2 separate regions of the Homo sapiens genome follow, and region 1 is linked to region 2. Evidence: read pairs that join two places in POLR2A ChIA-PET (ENCODE). Cell type or tissue: OCI-LY7. All regions are shown on one strand. Links, peaks and the distances in the headings refer to the core of each region. The heading gives the core; the rest is flanking DNA.

Region 1 (7,693 bases), core at 1,258-5,257, 1.6 Mb after region 2:
GGAACCTTTATGTCTAGCTCAGGGATTGTAAATACACCAATCCGCACTCTGTATCTAGCTCAAGGTTTGTAAACACACCAATCAGCACCCTGGTCTAGCTCAGGGTTTGTGAATGCACCAATCGACACTCTGTATCTAGCTACTCTGGTGGGGCCTTGGAGAACCTTTATGTCTAGCTCAGGGATTGTAAAGGCACCAATCAGCGCCCTGTCAAAACAGACCCCTAGGCTCTACCAATCAGCAGGATGTGGGTGGGGCCAGATAAGAGAATAAAAGCAGGCTGCCCGAACTAGCAGTAGCAGCTTGCTGGGGTCTCCTTCTACTCTGTGGAAGTTTTGTTCTTTTTGCTCTTTGCAATAAATTCTGCTAGTACTCACTATTTGGGTCCACACTGCCTTTATGAGCTGTAACACTCACCGCGAAGGTCTGCAGCTTCGCTGCTGAGCCAGCAAGACCACGAACCCAACCAGAAGGAAGAAACTCCGAATACATCCAAACATCAGAAGGAACAAACTCCAGACATGCCACCTTTAAGAACTGTAACACTCACTGCGAGGGTCCGCGGCTTCATTCTTGAAGTCGGTGAGACCAAGAACCCACCAATTTCGAACACAACTTCACTCCTGCCTGGGTAACAAAGTGAGGAAAAAAAACATGAATGAACCCCTGAAACTTCAGGTCTCTTGGCTGATAAGGAGCTTTCGGGGAGGGAGATGGTCACTTACCTCTGTTGATTTCAGGGACTTTCCTGTCTTTAGACAGTCTCACAAAGTGGTGGATGTAAGGGTCGTGCCAGCAGCCCAACCTTACTGCAAGCCTGGAAGGGAGAAAAAAAGAGGAAGGTGAGTAGAGATTGAGTAGGTTCGGGCCAGGGTCCGCTGCCAAGTTATCAGGAACCAGGTCAAGGAACTCGACAAAAACCAACCATCCACCTCGAAAGGCCAAGTGCACATTCAGTGCCCCGTTACACATGCGAAGACGCAGCCATCCATTCATCTTTATGTTCACGTACCGCCCATTACATTGCCCACAGTGGGCTTCTGACTCCCTTTCCTCATAGTGCTAGTTCACTTCTCAGGACCCTACATAGCAAATAACCTCACTTCATGCTTCATACAAAAGATGTGCAGCCATTTATTCACTCTGCAAACTCATGGCCAGAGCTAGTCAGTTAATTCCACTAAATGAAAAGACCTGTGCCCAGGGGAAGGGAGACTCAGAAACACTTGACAAACAGCATGAATTAACCCAAGTGTTTCTCCTGACTCTGTATTAGGTGCCGTCCTCTTACTCCCCTTACAGAGGTCAGAGTGGGGAAACCAGGAACGAATGAACAATACGTGTACAACTTGGGAAATGCCATGGGAGCCTTAATTGTCTCTATTCTGGTCTACAGTACAAGGAGTTAAGGCTTTGTGTTTCAAGGCTGGGAGCTGAAACCCTGATTAGCACAGGAAGCCTTGTTGCAATCATGAGTAGAACCAGCTTTAGGACGACTGAGGAGTCATGAAAAGAACCTGGATCCCGAAGGCCATGCTCAGCTGCTCTGGGCCTGTGGACTGCTCTATCTCTGAACGTATATTTTGTGAGATAATAAGTGTTTTTACCCTTTAAGCCAATTTGAGTCAGGCTTCTGTTAACAGCCTAAAGCATCCTAATGATACCCTGAGTAATACCCCCATTTCCTTGTTCCCTGCTAAGGTAAAATGTAGGGAATGTGTGTGTGATGTCTCTGAGCTCCTAGAAGCAGATAATATACCTTTTCTTTATATCTACTGCCAAGGCTTACTTCTGCCTTGACTACAATAGGTGCTGAATTCTGTACAAACACATCTCCCAATCTGTCATCCATAGACACCCAAAACACATGTTCAGGTGTTCCATGCAGCAATTCACAGAAACGTGAAATATTCACTAATGTGCACAATTTGCTATACAAGCCCAGACTGTCCAAGGAAAACATACTCAGTTTTATAACCATACACTTACTCAGTTATCTAAAATAGTGCTTTTCAAACAGTAAGTGGTGACTAATTAATATCATAAGATCAATTAGTTTGCAAACCTGCTTTTTTTTTTTTTTTTTTTAATGTGAGGCTGGGATGGTGGTTCATGCCTGGAATCTCAGCACTTTGGGAGGCCGGGGCAAGCGGATCACTTGAAGCCAGCAGTACAAGACCAGCCTGGCCAATATGGTGAAACTACTAAAAATACAAAAATTAGCTGGGCATGGTGGTCCGCGTCTGTAATCCCAGCTACTCAGGAGGCTGAGGCACAAGAATTGCTTGAACCCGGGAGGCGGAGGTTGCAGTGAGCCAAAATTGCACCACTGCACTCCAGCCTGGGCCACAGAATGAGACTCCAGCTCAAATAAAAAAGAAAGAAAGAAGAAATGGAATAGAATAAAATAAAAAATAAGATGCATTACACATAGTGTTAAGACATTTGTGAACCTTTTGTTTCTAATTCTAATTTTTAATTTTTTTGTAGACATGAAGTTTTGCTATAGCTGGTCTCGAACTGCTGACCTCAAGTGATTTCTCCCATCTTGGCCTCCCAAGATGCTGGGATTACAGGTGTGAGCCATTGCACTTAGACAACTTTTGTTTCAAGTGTGTGTTGAGGGTATAAGTGCAATGATAAAGGTTATTTTTTCACTGTGGGTGGCAGTTTCATAAACAGATTCCTTTTTTTTTTTTTTTTTTTTTTTTGAGGCAGAGTTTCGCTCTTGTTGCCCAGGCTGGAGTGCAATGGCACAATCTCGGCTCACTGCAACCTCCACCTCCCGGTTTCAAGCGATTCTCCTGCCTTAGCCTCCCAAGTAGCCGAGATTACAGGTATGAGCCACCAGGTCCCGCTAATTTTGTATTTTTAGTAGAGACGGGGGTTTCATCAGGTTGGCCAGGCTGGTCTCGAACCCCTGACCTCAGGTGATCCACCCGCCTCGGCCTCCCAAAGTGCTGGGATTACAGGGTTGAGCCACCGGCCTGGCCTTAAACAGATTTCAAATGAATCCTCTAGTGCCATCTAGTGTTAACAGTTTTATCTGCAGTTGAAACCCACAGATGAGAACACACCCCACAGTTCTAAGGGTTGGAAGAAGCCTAATCTTGCCAACCCCAGCATCCAGTGCAAGAACCATTGCAACAATATCACTACGTGACCACTCCCCTGAGGAAGGCACTCACCCCACTGCTAAGCAACTCTGTTGAAAAGCTGATCAAAATGCTTCCCTCTGGAAGCCCTAACTTGGTAGACTTACAAAACTACTCTCTTGCATAATAAAGAGCAGGTTCTTCTATTCTCTCACCTCCGGATTCCTTACACTATTCAATACGACTAGTGTAGTCAAGGAACATGTGGGTGTCTGCCAAGTGCTAGGCACTGGGGGTACAGTGGTAAACAAGGAGAGAAAGGAGAGGCAGATAATTACAAGATGATGAGGAATGAAGGCAGTGACTCGTAGAGAGGATGAAGATGATAGGGGGAGGCCTCTCTCAGAACGGGATGGCCGTGGCGAGCCCTGGAGAATGGGAGAGTCAGGTGTCCAAAAGGCATTCTAGACAGGAGGAAGGGCAGGCAGAAAGACTCAGGGAACACACCTGAGCCTCCAGTACAGAAAGGAGGCAGGGAGGCCGGAGGACAGTAAGAAACTGGAGAGGAGGCCAGAGGGAGAGGCAGGCTCAGGACGCAGCGCCTGGTGGGCATCTGGGACTGACCTCAGGAGCACCCTGTCCATGGTCACAGTGGTGCACAGTGGTAGAGAGTGGTGAGATGCACGGGTCCATAATGCAAACACACCCAGCCAGCAACTCCCACCGTCTCCCACCTCTAGTGCCCCTAACACTTTCCTCCTCCCACTCCGCAAACCCAGGTGACTGCAACAGGTTTCCATGCGCCCTAGGAAGAAGGATCTCACTGTCCAGCCTATCAGAGTGGCCAAGATGAAAAGATTTGCCACCCAGTGTTGGGCAGTGAGGAGGAGAGTGCTGTCGGGCGCTGCTGATGGGAGTTCTGAAGGGAGACAAGCAGCAAGTTTCAGGATTTACAGGACATCAGCTGGAGAGTAACTGGACAAATTACAGTGTATCCATTCACTGAAATACTAACCCATCATTTAAAAAGTAAACTAGAAAATCAGACATGGCAAAACATTCCAGATATAATGTTAAGAGAAAGAGGTAAGGCCAAAAATATATGTACCACATGTGCCCGTAAATACATACATATGTATCTATATTACACAGAGAATTACTAGTGGATTGATACCTAAATACTGAAAATGATTATCTCTCTGATTTCTGGGTTTATCCTTCCTAAATTTTCTACACTAACCATATGACGTATTTCATCAAATAAGAAGGCATCAATCCTAAGATGTACTCCCAAGAAAGAAAAAACACTGCCAAATAATTGTAACTGTGAGTTTATTGGAAAAGTTCTTTTGGACTTATTAAAACAGACTGGTATCACTTCTCTCTCTTGCACACATATGAAAAGGAAAAGATCAATGGGAAAGGCTGGTTGTCTTCAGTTTCAGGATGTCTGAGTTTCCATACAATATGGACTATTGTGCTTTCAAGGGCTTTGGTGATATGGCATTTCTTAAGAGATCTTTAGGCCAGGCACAGTGGCTCATGCCTGTAATCCCAACACTTTGGGAGGCCGAGGTGGGCAGATCACAAGGTCAAGAGATCGAGACCATCCTGGCCAACATGGTGAAACTTTGTCTCTACTAAATATACAAAAATTAGCCGGGCGTGGTGGCGCATGCCTGTAGTCCCAGTTACTCAGGAGGCTGAGGCAGGAGAATCGCTTGAACCCTGGAGGCGGAGGTTGCAGTGAGCCGAGATCGCACCACTACACTCCAGCCTGGGTGACAGAGCAAGACTCCGTCTCAAAAAAATTTTTAAAAAAGAGAGAGAGAGATCTTTACTGTCCTCTCTGAGATTGTCTTCTGAGCCCTGGCCCTCGCTCTGTAAGTTTTAATGCTGGCTCTTTCTTCATCTCATCAGAAGTAATGAATAGACAGTTTTTGAACAACAATCAGGATTTGTGCTCCTTCTTCAAATGGTCCTTAAGTGGTATGAGGACTAAAGCATCCAGGGGCTGCAGTCACAGCTGCCCAGCCATGCCACCAGGAATAACAACCACGTAAGCATGCACAGGTAATGACAACTGACAGTGACTGCAGGACACAGAGAACCAATCACATCTGATTTCAAAGAAGTTAAATGGGCCAGACATGGTGGCACGTGCCTGTAGTCTCAGCTACTCTATAGGCTGAGGCAGGAAGATTGCTTGAGCCCAGGAATGTAGGTCCAGCCTGGGCAACAAAGTGAAACCCCCATTTCAAAAAAATAAAAAATAGAAATAAAGTTTAAGGCTGGGAATGGTGGTCCTTGCTTGTAATCCTAGCACTTTGGGAGGCTGAGACAGGTGGATCACCTGAGATCAGGAGTTCGAGACCAGCCTGGCCAACATGGCAAAAACCCATCTCTACTAAAAATACAAAAATTAGCTGGGCGCACACCTGTAATCCCAGCTACTCGGGAGGCTGAGGAAGGAGAATCGCTTGAACCTGGGAGGTGGAGGTTGCAGAGAGCCGAGATCGTGCCACTGCACTCCAGCCTGCGCAACGGGAGTGAGACTCCATCTAAAAAATAATAAATAAATGAATGAATAAATAAATAAATAAAGTTTATAAGAAGATAAATGGTTCATTAGCCTTAAACAAATTAAATGGAAGAGCAGGTGTGTCACAGAATGAATCAAATATTTACCTTTACAACAAGAAATACAGTAAGTGTGAATATCACAAGCAAACATGAAAAGCAAGTATTAAACTAGGAAACACAGGCTAGGCATGGTGGCTCATGCCTGTAATCCCAGCACTTTGGGAGACTGAGGCAGGAGGACTGCTTGAGCCTAGGAGTTTCAGACCAACTAGGGCAACATAGCAAGACTCTATTGCTACCAAAAAATAATAAATAAATAAATAAATAAATAAATAAATAAATAAATAAATATTAGCCAGGCACGGTAGTGCATGCCTGTAGTCATATCTACTTGGCAGGCTGAGGTGGGAGGATTGTTTGAGCCCAGGAGCTCAAGATTATAATGAGCTAGGATTGCGCCACTGCACCCCAGCCTGGGTGACAGAGCGAGACGGTCTCTAAAATAAACTAGGAGAAATAACTAACATGTCACAAAATACTAACATCTTTACATTATGAAGGACTCTTAAAAACAAATAAATAAAAAACCCTAAAATCCCAGAGGAAAAAATTAAGACAAAAGGCAAACTTGGGGGCAGTTCACAAAAGAAACACAACAGATCAATGAACACACCAAAAGCTCAGCCTTATCAATAATGTAAAAAACCCGAAATGAAAGTAAAAACAGAGAGTTATATTTCTCCTATCAAATTGTCAACAAAAGTATTGTTTAATCTAACTTGGCATTGGCCAAGACGAGGAAGAGGGTGCTTGAGCTGCCCGAAGCTTAAACTGGCACAGTCATACTGCAAGGCACTGCGACGACAGGTACAAAAAGCCTGAAACACACACATATACAATGACCAAATGATCCCATCTAAAACTGAACACAGAGTTACAGTATCAGGTGAACCAACCCGATTATTGTTTGTATGTATAGGATGTTCCCAATTTTGTTAAATGATGTATACACACGCAAGGCTGCCCACAGCAGACACCAAAGTGTTAATACACTGTTATCTCTGCACCTTCCACGAGGCTGCACATCCAGTTCTGCCTGTCAATTTCCATTACACATCTCTGCTCACAAAACCCAGAGAATATCACTTCTATTTTTATATCCTGATTTCATATTTAAAGCCCGGATTCAAAGAACCAAACGTCTCAGATGTGGAAAGACCTCAGAGATTTTCCCACTCTTCTTTCAATCCACAAATGCTTTCAGTTTCCATGACATTCACATGCTGCCTGTTCAAGTTACTGTGTTTTTAAATCACTCACTTTTTAAAAAACACTCAGGTCAAATGTGCTGCCCAATATTTTCTGCTAGCACAATGCTGTAATAAATATCTATTAACATGTAAAACATCTGTGTACCACCCAAAACCATCTCACATTCCTCCCACGGGAAACACTGATCTGGTCCAACCACCTACTCATTCAAGAAGCATTTACTGACTGAGTCCTATCTCCAAGAGCTCAATTGGAACAATGGGTCCTTCTGAAAGGTGTGAAATCCCCTCCAATAGCCATTTCCTCATCTGAGGCTTCAGGGAATGAGACGGGGCCTCCCCATTCACCCAGCTTATAAGGATCAAGCTGGAGCCTCATTTACTTCTTTAAGTGACACCGTGTGCTTACTATGTGCCAGGCATTATTCCAAATGCTTGACAAATATGAACACACACAAACCTCGTAGGACCCTACAAGGCAGACTCAGCTTTATAGATCTAGGTTGAGGCAGTTTCCTCAGCTGCGGAACTTAATTCTATTAACTAGGTAACTGAAGGTTTAATGTATGTTTTCCTTCCTTTTTTTTCTTTTCTTTTCTTTTCTTTTCTTTTTTTTTTTTTTTTTTGAGACAGGATCTCACTGTGTTGCCCAGGCTAGAGTGCAGTGGTGTGATCACAGCTCACTGCACCCTCAACCTCCCTGGGCTCAGGTGTCTCTCCCACCTCAGCCTCCCAAGTAGCTGG
Region 2 (7,693 bases), core at 1,721-5,720:
TAGAGGAACTGAAACTCATGAGACCACTGCATCTCACAATGAGATGTCAGACCCCTCACCCATCATGATTGTCTAAGTGACCACCTGCTTCCTGTTGACCAGTTTGTCTTCCTTAACCCTCCCTAATTCCTGTTTTCCCACACACAGTTGCATTTCTTCCCTGCTATATGAATGCCTAGTTTTAGTGGGTCAGGGAGATGGGTTTGACACTGATCTCCCATCTCCTTGGCTGCAGTACCTTCCTCTGGGACAATATTCGTTGTTTCAGTGACTGGCTTTCTGTGCAGTGAGCAGCAGGACCTAGACCAAACCCCTGGTGTTTTGGTAACAATTAAGCCTTCTGATATATTTTTTAATTAAAAAAACATTTATTAAGATATGATTCATATCTAATTCACCTACCTAAGTGAATGATTCAATGTTTATTAGCATATTCACAGGTTTGTGTAATCATCATGATAATCTCAGTTTAGAAGGTTTTCATCTCCCCTAAATGATACCCCATGCCCATTAGCAGTCAATCCCCATGCCACTCCTACCCCACCTTTCCTCTGGCCCTAAGCAACCATTAATCTGGTTTCTGTGTCTCTAAATTTGCCTCTTCTGCACATTCATGTAAATGGAATCATACACTGTGTTGGTCTTTTATGAATGGCTTCCTTCACTTAGCATAACATTTTCAAGGGTCATCAATGTTGTAGCATGCATTAACCTCTCTTTTTATTTATCCATTCATCAGTTAATGGACATTTTGGTTGTCTCCATCTTTTGGCTATTATGAATAATTTGTGTCTTTCTAAGAACTTGTCCATTTCACCTAAGAAATCTATTTTTTGATATAGTATGTGTTTGTAGTATTTTCTTATGATCTTTTGTGTTTCTGTAAGCTGAGTAGTGATAGATCCTCTTTTATTTCTGACGTTAGTTATTTGAGTCTTCACTTTTTTCTAGGTTAGTCTATCTAAAAATGTTTTAGAATAACACAAATACCATGATCATTAAATATCCTATGCATACAACAAAATGTCACATGTGCCCCATAAAAAAGTATACAAGTATTGTGTCCCAATAAAAAATCCAACTTTTATAAATCTGTTAATCTTTTCAGAGAACAAACTTTTTTATATTGATATCCTCTATTGTTTTTCTACTCTCTACTTTACACACAGTCCAATCTTTATTATTTTCTTTTTTCTGCTTACTTTTTAGTTTTTTTTTTTTCCAGCTTCTTTTTTTTTTTTTTTTTTTTTTTGAGACGGAGTCTCGCTCTGTCACCCAGGCTGGAGTGCAATGGCGCAATCTCGGCTCACTGCAAGCTCTGCCTCCCGGGTTCACGCCATTCTCCTGCCTCAGCCTCCCTAGTAGCTGGGACTACAGGTGCCCGCCACCACGCCCGGCTAATTTTTTGTATTTTTAGTAGAGGCGGGGTTTCACCATGTTAGCTAGGATGGTCTCGATCTCCCGACCTTGTGATCCACCCGCTTCGGCCTCCCAAAGTGCTGGGATTACAGGCGTGAGCCACTGCGTCCGGCCTTCCAGCTTCTTAAGGTAAGAGGTCAGGTTAGATTTTAGCGTTTACGTCATTTTCAATACAGGTGTTTACAATTATAAATTTCCTCTGAGCACTGTGTTAGCTGTATCCCATGAACTTTAGGATGCTGTACCTTTGATTTCATTTATCTCAAAGTATGTTCTAATGCCCCTGTGGTTTCTTATTTGATCCATTTATTGTTTAGGAGTATGTTATTACATTTCCACGTTTATGATTTTTCAAAATTTCCTTGTTACTGATTTCTAATTTCATTCATTGTGTTTGAGAAAAATACTTTGTATGACTTCAACCCTTTTAGATTTATTGAGGCTTTCTTTTTATGACCTTGAATATTGTCTCTCTTAGAGAATATTTTCTGTGATTTTGAGAAGAATGTGTTGTTGCTGTTGGTGGTTGGGAATGTTCTATTTAGATGCAGGTCTGTTAAGTCTAATTACGTTTGTTAGGTTTAGTGGGCTTACAGCTTCATTCAGATTGTATATGTCCTGGTTGATCTTTTGCTTAGCTGTTCTTTTAAAACATATATATTTATTTTTTAAAATTCATCACTTTCAATGTTTAAAATTAATGGATATTCAATGTGTATCTTTTCAGAGTACATGTGGTGATTTGCTACATTCATATAATCAAATCAGGGTAACTGGGATATCCATCTCTTTTTAAATATTTTTTCATGCTACAGGTATTTGAATTATCCATTAAGGCAAGTGAGCTATTGAAGCCTTCAACTTTTATTTTTGAATTGTCTGTTTCTTCCTCTGATTCTGTCAGTTTTTGCTTCATGTATTTTGGGGCTTTCATTAAGATGTATATATGTTTGTAAATGTGCTATCTTCTTGGTAGGTTGATTTTTTTTTAGTATTATTAAGTAATCCCTCTGTCTCTAGTAACAATTCTTGTCTTGAAGTCTTTTTTGTGCAGCACTGGTCTAGCCACTCCAGCTCTTTGGTGGTTACTGCTTGCATGGTGTATCTTTTCCATTATTTTACCTTTCTTTTTTTTTTTTTTTTTTTTTTTTGAGACAGAGTCTCGCTCTGTTGCCAACGCTGAAGTGCAGTGGTGCAATCTCAGCTCACTGCAACCTCCGCCTTACAGGTTCAAGCGATTCTCCTGCCTCAGCCTCCCAAGTAGCTGGTACCACAGGCACGTGCCACCACACCCAGCTAAGTTTTTGTAGTTTTAGTAGAGATGGGGTTTCACCGTTTAGCCAGGATGGTCTCGATCTCCTGACCTTGTGATCTGCCTGCTTCGGCCTGACAAAGTGCTGGGATTACAGGCGTGAGCCACTGCGCCTGGCCTATTTTACCTTTAATCTATTTGTGTTTTTGAATCTAAGATGAGTCTCCAGTAGGCCACATACCACTGATCTGGGATGACATTCTTTGGCTTTTGATTATATTGTGTAATATATTTACATAATGTTTTTATTGATATGGTTGGATTTATATCTGTCATTTTGTTTTTTATTTTGTTTCTTTTTTTGCTTGTTTGCTTGCTTGTTTCCCTATTTCTTCTTCATTGCCCCATCTACTCGGCCCACCACACTCACCCCTTTGCAGGATGGAGCATGTGAGTGAGAGAGTGCAGAACCCATGTCCAGACCATGTGTGTCACCTTGAGGGGAACATGGCAGCACCCAGGTGAGGGTGCCTGTAACCCCAAAGCCCCAGAAGGGGAGTTACAGTGTTCTTTTAGTTCCGCCATCCACAGTCCAATGGATGGTGGTGTGTTAGCACCTCAGGTGGCCTTTTGCCTCATCACATGGGGCAGCTATCCTCTGCCAGCAAGGGCCAAGGGCCAGTGTGACAACCTTTTCTGGGTACCCACACTCCATAGGTCCTGAGCTCTTGTCCAGCATCCAGGAAGAATGAGGTCATGCGACGATTGAAGGATGGTGAAGGCAGATAATTTCACTGAGCCATGACAACAGCTCTCAGCAGAGAGGGGAGCTGGAGAGGGGAATTGGAGAGGGGATGGGATGGGCAGGTTGTCTTCCCTGAAGTCAGGTTGTCTCTTCGTGAAATCAGGCCATCTCTCCCTCCACTCACTGACTCTGGGGTCTTTATAGGCACTGGATGGGGAGTGCATGCTGATTGGTTCGTGAGTATGCAAAAGGTTAAAGCAAAGCACCCCTCAAAGGTGGGCGTGACGGTGTAGAAAACCAATTAGGAAAGAGTAGGTATATGTAAAATAGGTGAAGGTTGGGGATCAATCAGAGGAAAGCACACCAAACAGGAGGACAAGCTCTCAATCCAGTCCAAGGATTTAACTTGCAGTTGGGCTTTCAGGTTTTAAACTGTCTTCTGCTTGGAGGTGGGGTTTCACTGGGGATCCGCCCCATCTGTCAAGGCATTTGGCTGCCTCCTGCTGCTATCCTTATTACACATTTTATACCTCTGTGTGTTACAAACCCAATAACATGTAATTATGATTATTTTATATCATCTGCCTTTTAAAGGAACTGAGAGAAGAAAAGAGAGCAATCATATATTTATAGAGATTGTTATATTAGCCTTTTTATTTGCAATTTCTGGTTCTCTTCATTTCTCTTGCGGTTTTGTGGTACCATCTGGTATCACTTCCTTATCCTGACACATCTTATTTCTACCTGCCTCCTTTGTGCTGTTATTGTGAAATATATTCCTTTCTGTATGTTTCAGCATAGCTATACATTAAGTATATCTACATAAAATACATATATATAATGCATTTCTACACACACACACACACACACACACACACACACAGTTAACCCTCTCTATATTGTGTGGACTTTGTATCTGTGAATTCAACCAACTGTGGATTAAAAATATTTGAAAAAAAATTGCATCTGTACTGAAGATGTACAGACTTTTTGGTTATTATTTCCTATATAGTATAATATGACAACTATTTACACAGCATTTACATTGTATTAGGTATTGCAAGTAATTTATAGATGATTTAAAGTATACAGGATGATGTGCACAGGTTATCTGCAAATACTATACCATTTTATATCAGTAACTTGAGCATCTGTGAATTTTTGCATCCCTGAGAAGTCCTGGAACAAATCTTCCATGGAAAATAAGGAATGACTGTATGTATGTATACACACATACATATGTATACTGTATGTATGTATACACACATGCACACACACACACAAAAATGCATATAATCTATATATAGATCTATATAAAATCTGTGTATAATCTATCTATATAATATGTATAATCTTACATAATTGCTATTTAAATCAGTGAAGAAGAATAAAAATGCAAGTATATGTTTTTTGTGATTATCTACATAATTACCTTTATGTGCATTCTTTTTCTTATTATGTGGATTTAAGTTACTCTCTGATGTAACTTGCTCTCAGTCTGAAGGACTTTAGTATTTCTTGTAAGGCAAATCTGCTAACAACAAATTCTCTCAGTTTTTGTTTATCCAAGAATATTGTTATTTCACCTTCATTTTTGAAAGACTGTTTTGCTGGATATAGGAATCTTGGTTAGTGTGTGTGTGTGTGTGTGTGTGTGTGTGTGTATAATTTTCAGCACTTCGAATATGTTGTCCCACTGCTTTCTTGTCTTTAGTGTTCAGATAAGAAGTCAGCTGCCAGTCTTATTGTGGTTTCTTTGTACATGTTTATTTTTCTCTTGTTGCTTTCACAATTTTCTTTGCATTTCTTTTTTCAGGATGTGTCTCAATATTTTAACTATGATGTATATGGTTGTAGATTTCTTTGCATTTATTCTATTTAGAGTTCATTAAGCTTCTTGCCAGTGCAGATTAATTTTTTTAAATCAAAATTGGAAAATTATTTGACATTGTTTTTCAAATATTTCTTTCCCTTATTCTCTGTCCTCTCCTTCGTCTACACTTATCTTGCATATGTTGGTGTACTTATGATATACTACACTACTTTGAAGCTTTATTCATTTTTTTCTTCATTCTTTTTTCCTCGGTCCTACAGTATGCACAATCTCCATTGATCTATCTTCAAGTTTACTGACTCTAGACCTGCTCAAATCTGTTGTTTAGCCCTCTAGTGAATTTTTTAAAATTTCACTTACTGTATTTTTTTAACTCTAGAATTTCTATTTGGTTCCTTTAAATATTTTTATTTCTGCTGGGTGAGACATTTTTATCATATTTTTAATTCTTTAGTTATAGTTTCCTTTAATTCTTTGAGCATATTCCTAACAGCTACTTTGGTATCTACTAATTCCACCATCTGTGACACTTCAAAGGCATTTTCTATTGCCTACTTCTATACCCATGTGTAGAGCACACTTCCTTCTTTCTTTGCATGCTTCATACTTTTTGTTTAAAACTGGGGGTCTTAATTAATGTATTGTAGCAGCCTTGGATACTGATGTTCCTTGCTTGGCCATTTGCATATTTGTATAGTGGCTCGGTTGAACTGATTGTGCAAAGTCTATTTTCCTCACAATGTGTAGCTTTGATGTCCCTGCTCAGATCTTCCTTATTCTTGTTTTAGCCTGGCTACCTAGGGCTTGCCTCTGGGTTGGCATAGACACTAATTAGTCAGTGGTTCTGGTACCATCCCCTCAGCCAGCTAAATTTTTACCTTTACCAACGTATATGTGTGTGACTTGGAGCTTCCATCACAATTCAAGGACTTTACTGTTTTTGCCCTACATTTAGCCAGAGTCTGGTAGCTTAGAGGTTCCCTCTCTGGTTACTCTTGAGAGGATACAGCCTTGGGCATGCACTCAGGCTTCCTGACTGCCAGTGGTAACTAACTTTCATAAAGTCTGGCTTCCTAGGAGTGACTCCTGGATCAGAGTAGCTTATTGTTCACTCTGTGTTCAGTCAGAGGTTGTGCTTAAATTTCTTTCTTAAGTAAGACTTCTGCTCTGTGTTGATGGTCTCTGTGCAGCTTGGAGAATGCTTCCAGGTCTGGCCGCATCTACTCTGCTTGCTCTTGAACAGGGACAGCCTGGTGCATGCACACAGCATTCTTTACCCCCAGAGTTGTGTGTGACCTCAGATGGCTGTTGTTGTCTGTCTCTTTCCTGCTTCCCTGTATTAAGCTTCTGGCTGCAATGCCATTTTTCTTGTATCAGATCTACCAGCTTCCTCCTAGTTGCTCTCCACCAAAATCTCCATTGTTTTTGGCAATGCCCTTAAGCATGGCATTCTCCATTCACTATTTCAAATAAAGTCAATTCAGTCAGACAGAGCTATGCAGCCCTTTTTTCTTATGGCCTGAATTTCTCCCAGGCCTAACCCATGTACCAGTGCACTGAAGCTGGAGGTGGAGACCTGTTTTTCCTGCTTTTCCAGAGTGACATCCTTATGTTATGAGTGGAAACTAGGGAGACATGGCAGTGCCTGGCCTTTGTGGCTCGTCCCTTCTAGGGTGAACCTCTGCCTTATGAGCTAGCTGAGGCAGGGGGCATTGGGGCCCTAGTATTCTGGAACTACTACTATGCCTGGAGCTTCTTCAGCATGGGGCTGGGGAAGATGATAAATGCCAGCAAACTTCTCCTCCTGGTGTGGAGCCACAGCCTAAACTGGGGGTTTGGAGGAGTGGCACTTTTCGTCTTCTTGGTTGTACACCCCAGAGGTGGAGTAATGCAGAGCTGGGGATGAGGGAGTAGTGGAGTAGGCCATGCCTTAAATGCCACCGACTCTCACTGTTCTTAGGGAGATTTAGTGGATTCTCTTGAGTGAACCCGTTTCTCCATTTGCCAAATATCCTTGGGATAGTTTCTAGAGACTTTGAATGATACGCTGAAACATCATTTCCACCCATTTTACTAGGAAGGGCAACTGCTGATCATTTTATGCCATCATTCAAGGAGTCCCACTGTGTGCTTCTGACCGAAAGTTAATTTGAGAGCCCCTAAAATGACTCAGGGAGATGACTGATGTGTCTACAGGTCAGCCGGGAATTTCATGCTGTTGCTGCAGATTGTGGAGGGCTGGAGGCTCTCCAGGCTTCCTGATTACTTTGAAAGCAGGCATGGAATCAGGTGGCTCTGAGTTGGAATTTGAGCTGGGTGCCTTGGTGATGTCACTCAGCCATGTCCTCTGTGTGATTGGAATGACAATTCCTGGTGGCCAGAGCCATTAGGAGAATAGGATCAAATAATACAGGGGAGACACTTGGCTGGGTGCCTGGCAGTG

What was found. ChIA-PET counts read pairs that join two places held together with the same protein. Peaks named below come from ENCODE experiments on the same cell type or tissue, not always from the same donor. Only the 100,000 strongest peaks of a DNase experiment are listed, where the experiment ranks them.
Region 1: POLR2A ChIA-PET joins it to region 2 with 5 read pairs; 1 of 35 experiments calls an interaction of 5 or more read pairs at or near these places.

Annotation. Positions count from the first base shown.
Region 1 is chr16:25,051,140-25,058,832 of GRCh38, reverse strand. No RefSeq gene overlaps it. Among named protein-coding and RNA genes, the nearest start is that of LINC02175, 12 kb to the left of the region's middle. RefSeq lists a silencer at 2,991-3,120. In OCI-LY7, for the core only: CTCF peaks have their summits at 2,829 and 3,040 (motif pointing left); a DNase peak (open chromatin) is centred at 3,012.
Region 2 is chr16:26,697,892-26,705,584 of GRCh38, reverse strand. No RefSeq gene overlaps it. Among named protein-coding and RNA genes, the nearest start is that of LINC02195, 110 kb to the right of the region's middle. In OCI-LY7, for the core only: no CTCF peak of the experiment used is centred there; DNase peaks (open chromatin) are centred at 3,914, 4,004 and 5,134; H3K4me3 peaks cover 1,382 bases; H3K27ac peaks cover 3,447 bases.